2 separate regions of the Homo sapiens genome follow, and region 1 is linked to region 2. Evidence: chromatin loops called from intact Hi-C (ENCODE). Cell type or tissue: PC-9. All regions are shown on one strand. Each heading gives the region's core, and the rest is flanking DNA. Links, peaks and the distances in the headings are about the cores only. Region 1 overlaps STPG1 (sperm tail PG-rich repeat containing 1). Region 2 has its middle 53 kb from the start of GRHL3.

The links. Peaks named below come from ENCODE experiments on the same cell type or tissue, not always from the same donor. Only the 100,000 strongest peaks of a DNase experiment are listed, where the experiment ranks them.
Region 1: a loop joins it to region 2, with 5 times the contacts of the local background. A loop is called at or near these places in 1 of 110 quality-filtered maps.

The regions. Positions count from the first base shown.
Region 1 is chr1:24,372,579-24,376,973 of GRCh38, reverse strand. It overlaps STPG1 (sperm tail PG-rich repeat containing 1), which reads left to right. Exons shown (of 9, transcript NM_001199013.2): 6 at 3,164-3,272. Among named protein-coding and RNA genes, the nearest start is that of STPG1, 39 kb to the left of the region's middle. In PC-9, for the core only: no CTCF peak of the experiment used is centred there; a DNase peak (open chromatin) is centred at 1,723; H3K4me3 peaks cover 974 bases; H3K27ac peaks cover 3,114 bases.
Region 2 is chr1:24,263,983-24,268,377 of GRCh38, reverse strand. No RefSeq gene overlaps it. Among named protein-coding and RNA genes, the nearest start is that of GRHL3, 53 kb to the left of the region's middle. In PC-9, for the core only: no CTCF peak of the experiment used is centred there; DNase peaks (open chromatin) are centred at 1,167 and 1,717; H3K27ac peaks cover 1,794 bases.

The DNA of each region.
Region 1 (4,395 bases), core at 160-4,159, 110 kb before region 2:
GACATATTTTTTAAAAAGTTCCTTCCAGCTGCTGTGTGGTGAATGGACTGCAGTGTGGGTTGGAGAGTGGGTTCTGGAAAACCAGCGAGGAGATTATTATGCTAACAGGAGAGATGGCAAGGTGTGATACAAGAAAGTGATCAGAAAGGGGCTTAGCCATTGCCCCTTTGTCAGTCCCAAGTGGGAACCAGGCTACTTGGGAGAAAAACACAGGCACCGACTGTCTGTGCGGATGCCCCTCTCTGCAGCCTCCCGGTTGTAGCTGAAGGATGCTGCCGTCAGTGTTTCATGCACCATTCTCCCCGAATCACTGTCTACTCCTTCACCCGGCTTCCTGTCTCCAATGCCCAGCACAGGTCCTGGGATGCAGTAAGCATCCAATCAATGTTTATGACATCAAAGGAATAACTTTCCAGTAGTATGCAGCTGTTAATCTAGAAAGGACCTCTTCCCAAGATAGAATTGTGTCCTTCTGCCAATAGATACATTTAGGCGCATGTTTTTTGTTCATTATTGTCTTAATATGACCCTGAAAATAATACACGCTCATCATAAAATATATTCAAGCCCTGTAGAAACCCATTAATTAGAAAGTGGAAGTCCCTTATAATTCTACTTCCCAAGGGAAACCACTGCATCAAAAACCAGGTGCAGGCCAGGCACAGTGGCTCACGCCTGTAATCCCAGCACTTTGGGAGGCCAAGGTGGACAGATCACCTGAGGTCAGGAGTTTGAGACCAGCCTGGCCAATATAGTGAAACCTCGCCTCTACTAAAAATACAAAAATAAGCCAGGCATGGTGGCACACACCTGTAATCCCAGCTACTCGGGAGGCTGAGGCAAGAGAATTGCTTGAACCTGGAAAGTGGAGGTTGCAGTGAGCCAAGATCACACTACTGCACTCCAGCCTAGGTGGCAGAGTGAGACCCCATCTCAAAACAAAACAAAAACCAGATGCAATTTCTTTCATATTCTCTCCTACCTCTGTCCCTCCACCAGTATTAGCATTATTCTGTACACAGCACACATGCATTTTCTTCTTAGATTTCTTTCCATGGCAATACAATAAATCTGCTTCAGTCTTTTTTAACCTGCTGAATATTTTCCTGGCCCCATGGGGAAATCTTCCAGCGACACACACTCAGCGTATACAAAAATGCTCCCTTTTTCAGTTGCTTTTCTGTCTGGGTGAAAAATAAAGCTGAAGTGCTGTTTTGTCTACAGGTGGCTTTTTTTCAGGCCAGGAGAACAATGGTTGAGTCAACTGGTGAGGAGTAGAAATGCAGTAATCCTGTTAGCCACACTGTGCTTTGAGGTCTGTCAAAGCCTTTCTCTGCCTTTGCTGCCACCATCCCTCACTTGTATATTCGAGTCCTCTTCCTTGGTAATGTGTTATTACCTTCTCTCCGGCAACCTGGCTCCTCTCCCCAACTCTCCGTGTCCAGTAATTAACCTGTCCCATCTGGTCTCTTTGTTTGCCCTCTCTGCATGCCGTCTAGCCATTAGGGCCCTGGGAAAAGCTAAATTCCTCCACCTTTGTAAACACAAAATCAAAATGCCATCTGCATTTCTCGAGAAACATTTTTTTTGACAAAGGAGTATCACAGCAAATCAAACCATCCTGGCCCCAGCAAATAGTTTCACTCATTCAGCAAATATCCCCAGCAATCACAGGTTTAATTTGTATTGCCTCTGTTCTCCAATGAATACAGGAGACCGCAAATTGGCATTTAAAATATTTATGATTCACGTGTAACAGAAGAATGATCTCAGGGTTTTTTTCCTATTATTTTTAGAGTTCTGAACACATCGCGCACTCTCAAATGTATTTCGTGAGTTGGCCAGAATTCTTAATTTCTGGTCAGTTCAGGAAAGTTGAGACAAGGGAATGCTTGCAAATGTGATCACAATCTTAAATGATACGACTTTCTTGTGTGCCCCAAATGCTGCATTTATAGAAGGGCTGTTTGAACAGTGAGCAATGCACCTAGGAATGAGGATGGGGATGGGTAGGACTACGTGTCCTGAAAACAGTAAAAATAGTAGAAAACCAGGTGCAGTGGCTCACGCCTGTAATCCCAACACTTTGGGAGGCCGAGGTGGGCAGATCATTTGAGTCTAGGAGTTCAAGACCAGCCTAGGCAACATGGTGAAACCCCATCTCTACAAAAAACACAAAAAATTAGCCAGGTGTGGTGGCGTGTGCCTGAAGTCCCTGCTATTCTGGAGACTGAGGTGGGATGATTGCTTAAGCCCGGGAGGCAGAGGTTGCAGTGAGCTGAGATGGCATCACTGCACTCCAGCCTGGGCAACACAGTGAGACTCAGTCTCCAAAAACAAACAAAAAAAAAGTAGCAACAATAATGAAGATAATTTGCGGGTGTAGCATTACACACTTAAAAAAAAACACTTTCCGGCTGGGCGCAGTGGCTCACGCCTGTAATCCCAGCACTTTGGGAGGCCGAGGCGGGCGGATCACGAGGTCAGGAGATCGAGGCCATCCTGGTTAACATGGTGAAACCCTGTCTCTACTAAAAATACAAAAAAATTAGCTGGGCGTGGTGGTAGGCACCTATAGTCCCAGCTACTCCGGAGGCTGAGGCAGGAGAATGGCGTGAACCCGGGAGGCAGAGCTTGCAGTGAGTGGAGATCTCGCCACTGCACTCCAGCCTGGGAGACAGAGCAAGACTCTGTCTCAGAAAAAAAAAAAAAAAAACAAAAAAAAAAAACACTTTCCTAGCGGTGATCTCTGCTGGGCCACCCCCACTCCCTGACAGAACTCCACAGCAAGTGGAGCTGACTGTCCAATCCGTTTTACAGATGAGAAAACTGGGTTTCAGAGAGGTTACAGAACTGATGCGGGGCCACACAGCCTGTCCTTAGCAGAAGTGAGCCTGGAAGCCACCCTGCAGCTAGCTGTGTGTTCTGTTCCTTGTTGAGTGACCAGCATTTTCCAGGGATCACAAACTCATAGACCACTTGAGCTGGGATGACAGGGAAGCCACAGCCAGTGTGACGTTTACAGCTCACATCTGTTCATTTGCTAAGAAGGACAGGTTTCGGTTTGATTTTTTTTACGTAGATTTGCCACTTGTCCAGGCATGATGACGAAGACAAAGAAAGGAAAGGTACTGAGTACATTGGGTGTATTTTCTCCCCCTAGGCCTCTGTCTCTTGCTGCAAGCAGAGAAACAACGTCTGTACTCGAGCCGGGTTTATGTCAAAAACCCAAAGAGGATCTTTCGCTTTTGCTGATAAAGGACCTCCCCCAGGTAAGCAGCTGCTTTGCACTGGCCTTGACCTAAGGGTTAAGTGTCCCAGATTTGATTTGCAGGGCACCTACTTCTTCACAGGGAGTCTTTGGAAGGATTTAGTCTTTGGGTGGGGAGGAGTAGCAGGCAGGTACTGAACAAAGAGGAGAGGTGAGAAGACAGCCAGCAATCCCCACCAGGAGGACAATGGCTGGCTCTGGAAATGGGCCTCCAAAGCAGCTTCCTGGCCTCCCCTTTTATGATCTGGCATACCTGCTCTGGGCAGCCAAGTGGAGAAGTGGCTTCTCACCTCAGAAATGTGCACATTCGTATACCCCAGCTGCCATTAGGGGCCACTGGGGAGGGGCAGGAGATACAGGGCATGACCATACATCCTGTTCCTTCAACACTGAGCTGCCACGTTCATTTTCTCCTATGCTAGAGGTGACTTCATCATCCAGTCATAAAACAGAGGAGGCAGCTCTGTTTCCGGAGCACCCACTCCACGGTGAGTGGTTTCCATGCAGTCTTGCAGGTCTGCCGTCATAGGTTCATCCACTTAGCCCTACTTTTCAGATGAGGAAGTGGAGGCTCAGAGAGTTGAAATGACTTGCCCAGTGTCACACAGCCAGTAAATGGCAGACACAAGCCCAGAGGGGTCTCACTAACGAGCCCACGTCCTCCATCATTCCATTGTCCCTTCTGGAACCTCCAAGATTCAGGAATACACAAGAGCTTTCCTGCAAGTGTTTCCCCTGCCGGCCTTGGGGAAGGGTGTTGCACCTCTCCTGTGCTCTCTGACCTCCAGTGCTGGAGCACTTATTATATTAGATTATCCCAAATAGGTCCCACAGACCACACCCCAACCCCAGAAGCCCTGGGCACCAGAGCTGCCCCAGGAACCTTGGGCCCCAGAAGCAGGAGGAGGAGCAGGGAAGGTTTGCTTCTGCAATCATGCCTCTTGCAGAGGGGTGTGGATAAAATTGTAGTGCATGTGAGATTTCAGCAAATCCAGATTAAAGTTGAAAAGATCAATCTGAAGCTGAATAACAAAACCAGCGCTAATTAGGAGGCTCAGCCCCAGTTCATGCTCTCCTGCCTTGCATCATCCATGGGCAAAACCCCACCTTGTCTATTTATACAG
Region 2 (4,395 bases), core at 204-4,203:
ATAGAGTTTACATTGAATACAATGTACATGATACAAGGTATCATAAGTAATCTAGAGATGATTTAAAGTATACAGGAGGGGGCTGGGCACAGTAGCTTACACGTGTAATCCTAGTACTTTGGGAGGCAGAGATAGACAGATCACTTGAGGTCAAGGGTTCAAGACTAGCCTGGCCAACATGGCAAAACCCCATCTCTACTAAAAATACAAAAAATTAGCCAGGTGTGTTAGCACATGCCTGTAATCCCAGCTACTCAGGAGGCTGAAGCACAAGAATCCCTTGAACCCAGGAGGTGGAGGTTGCAGTTAGCTGAGATCACACCTCTCTGGGAGACAGAGTAAGACTCTGCTTCAAAAAAATAAAAAATAAAGTATACTGGAGGGGACTGGGCACAGTGGCTCATGCCTGAAATCCCAACACTTTGGGAGGCCAAGGTGGGGACGGATGGCTTGAGCTCAGGAGTTCAAAACCAGCTTGGCCAACATGGTGAAACGCTGTCTCTACAAAAAGTACAAAAAAATTAGGATATGGTGGCACATGCCTATGGTCCCAGCTACTCAGGAGGCCAAGGTAGGAGGATTGCATTTGCCTAGGAGGTCAAGGGTGCAGTGAGCTGTGATCACACCACTGCACTCCAGCCTGGGCAACAGAGCAAGACCCTGTCCCCTCAAAAAAATGTATATGGGAGGATGTGCATATGTTATATGCAAATACTACATCATTTTATATCAAGGACCTGAGCATCCTCAGATTTTGGTATCCCTGTGGGGTTCAGGAACGAATCCCCCTCAGACACCGAGGAATGACTATATTTACTGAGAAGTTACTAACGCCAAGAACTGTGCTAAGCCCATGTATAGATTGACTCCACAGTTCCCCAAGTAGGTCTGTGGTCTGAGGTATTAGACCCACCTGCTGTGGTCCTGAAAATGCAGGATTTATATTCATATCATTATTCCAGGGATCTCATTTGTGGCCAAGCTAGGGGATATCAGTGCACATTTAATCATTCAACAAGTCCACAGGTAGGACTTTGTATATTAGTTTTACAGAGTGGGAAAGTGAGGCTCTGGAAGCATAAGTGATGGCACTAAGTTGACAGTCCCTCTGACTTCACAGCTGGGCACCTAGGCACTACAGTCCAAACACTGGCAATAAATATGGCACCACCCAGTGACTTAACAGCTGCCCCGGATTCTACTTTATGGATTACCTCGTACTAAGTAAACACAATCTTTCCTTTTTACCTTTTCTTTTCATTACTTTGGGGTGTGACATGGACTTGGGTTCCAAACCGTGGGCTTAAAATCCTTTCTAGATGTAGCCAGAGTGAAGCACCACTTCAGTAGCAGTTAATTACCTTTAATGATAATTGGTAACACTAATAATTGCAGCTCCCATTTACTGAGCGCTTACTACAGGCCAGGCCCTGTGCTACGGGTGATGTGTGCCCTTTGAACACATCATCTCCTTCATCCCGCCCAAGTGAGTGTGGGCTGGGGATATTCACATCGCCCTCAGCTCCCTCCCTCCCTCCCTCCCGGGTATGCGGGGAGACAGTGATACCATCAGTCAAGCCTGGTGATTAAGCATCTTGGGCCTTTGCTACTGTTTCCATAATAAGGTAGTGGCTTTTGACCTACTTCCTGGGCCAAAACCCTCTCTGGGGATTTGATGGCTCTGTGTAAAACCTGACCCGTGGTCTATCTCCTTGTGGTCAAGAATCAGGGTGGGGCAGTGGGCGCTGGTGGAGAGAAAGGGGGAGGAAAGATTGCAGCATGAATCAGACCCTGGCTCCACACTTAATGGTCACCAAGAAGTCTGCCCCACCGTGGTGGCATTCCAGAGGCCAGAGGCCAGTGTGACTACTGCAGCTGGAATCTGACAACTGTGGCTTCCACCATAATGACACCTTGAGAGACGCTTGGTGGTCACATGGGGTGTGTTTTCTTCCCTACTTTTCTCTCACAGTCTTTTCCACTCTCAGCCAGGCCCTTGGGCTGTCCCTGGGGAAGGGAGCAGAGAGCTATTCGAGTAGAATGCTTGGTAGGCAAGCACTTCCTCTGGGGACTCTTGTATTCATGCACTCATTGGTTCCTCTGTACATCCATCCATCCATCCTTCCATCCATCTATCCATCCATCCATCCATCCATCCATCCATCCATCCATCCCTCCCACCCTCCCTCTATCCATCCATCCATCCATCCATCTATCCATCCATCCATCCATCCATCCATCCATCCATCCATCCATCCTTCCATCCATCTATCTATCCATCCATCCATCCATCCATCCATCCATCCATCCAACCATCCATCCATCCTTCCATCTATCCATCCACCCACCCATCTGTTTATCCATCCAGCAAATGACTATGTCTAAGGCACACTTGTAGATATTTGGGGCTATGGGAAATAACAAGGAGTAAGACACAGACCCTGCTCTCAAGGAGCCTGCACTCTCACGTGGGAAATAGAAGTAAACTGACAATGCCGTAAACTTTGGGAGTAGTTTCTAGGAGACATATTAAGCTGTGCTGAACAAGTTCATTTGAATTACTCAGAGCCAGTTTGGCCTCTGGAGGCACACATCCCTGCTCAGATCTCAGCTCCACCAATTATCATCTGCATGGCCTTGGGTAAGGCACTTCACTTCTCTGAGCCTCAATTCCCTCATCTGTAAAATGGGAGTAATTATAATACCTACTTCACTGAGTTGTGAGAATTAAAAGGAATATGTATGTACAGGACAATGCCTGGCCTGTAGTAGATGTGGAATCATCGGTTAGTTCATTTCTCTTTTCTTCTTTAAGCTCTCTGGGGGGTACAGAAATGGATAAGCTCTAGTTCCTATCACAAAGGGACTTAGAATGTAGTAAGAGAGAGTGACCGTGGGTTTAGCCCTTGCTGCTTGCCAAGTACCATGAAATACTTCCTGTTTATTTTCACATTTAGTTTGTACAACACAGTGAAGGCTTTATAATTCCCATTTCACAGATAAGGTAATGGAAGCTCAGAGAGTTAAATGACTTGCCAAGTTTGCACAGCTAATAAGTGGCAAAGCTGGGATCTGAACCCTGGTTTATTTTACTGCCGAGTCCACAGTCAAACACTAGGTTATAGTGTCTGTACACAGCTGTGCATGGTAGAAGGTAATAAGTATCCTAATAAAGTGTCAAACATATTGTTCTGAAAACATGGAGAAAGAACTTCTTGGAGAAGATGGTATTTGAGCTCCATTGTGAAGGAGAGAAATCTAGAATATCAGTCTCATTTCACAGAGATCACAGGTGGCAACTGTGGTCTTCCAGGCAGACAGCACAGCTTGGGTAAAAGCATGAAGGCGAAAAGTGTGCAGTGCTTTAAGGGAGTAATCCCAGAATCACATACCATTTATAAAACCTGAACATCATGTTAGTCCGATCCCATTATGTCACCGGTGACAAAACCGAGGTCCTGGCCCAGGCCCCGTGGTAGTGAGTGGCAATGCTGGGGTCAGCCCAGCATTGTTGGAGTGCAGAGTGTGGGACAGATAAGGCTCACCAGAAAAGTGGGAGTCAGATTACAGAAGACCTTGATTCTAGTGTGAGGAGTCTGGAAATAGAGAACGGTTGAAGGTACCTGAACAAGGTGAGTTCCAACCTATTGATGGCGGAACTGGAGGGACCACAGCCCCACGGGATAGGAATCTTTGGTGGGGTCCAGCAAATCACTGGCTTCATGGGATTTGAGCCACTTCAACTGGTCTGGAGCTCTTCATCATGGGGACATTCATTTGCTTATCAAAAAAATAGGTTTGCTTGAGGACTGGCAGTTCTAACAAGGTGTTTTGATTTCTAGATTTAGAGGTCTCCCCTGTTAAATAAATGCCCTCATAGAACTCTGTATTTTCTCCTTTGGAGCACTTATCACAGTGTATCATTAAAGTTAATTGTGTGAAAGTAGTGACTGTCTGGCTCCATGGTGGGATCAAAGCTGTCGTCTGTTTTTTTCAACACCATATACCTAACATCTAGCAAGGGCCTGGCATAGAAGGGCTTAATCAAAATTTTTTAATGAATCAATGAACCAACCAATGAATCAAAACTAAGTTCAGCCCGATCAATTTCCAGATAAGAAAACTGAGGTCCAGAGAGAAGCAATTCCTTCATTCAACTTGACACGTATTCCTTGACCTACTATGCACCAGGCAATATCGTAAATATAATGAACAAGACAGACGAGGTCCCTGTCCTCAGAGGGATTAGGAGTGAATAAACAATACGTGAGTAAACAGATACATTGAAAAGGCAGTTCTGTTAGGTGCCTGTCTTGAGAACAAGGTTTCCCTTGGAAACAGGATGGGCTGGCCAGAGATGACTCTTCTTTTCCTTAGCACACACTTCATCCTCTA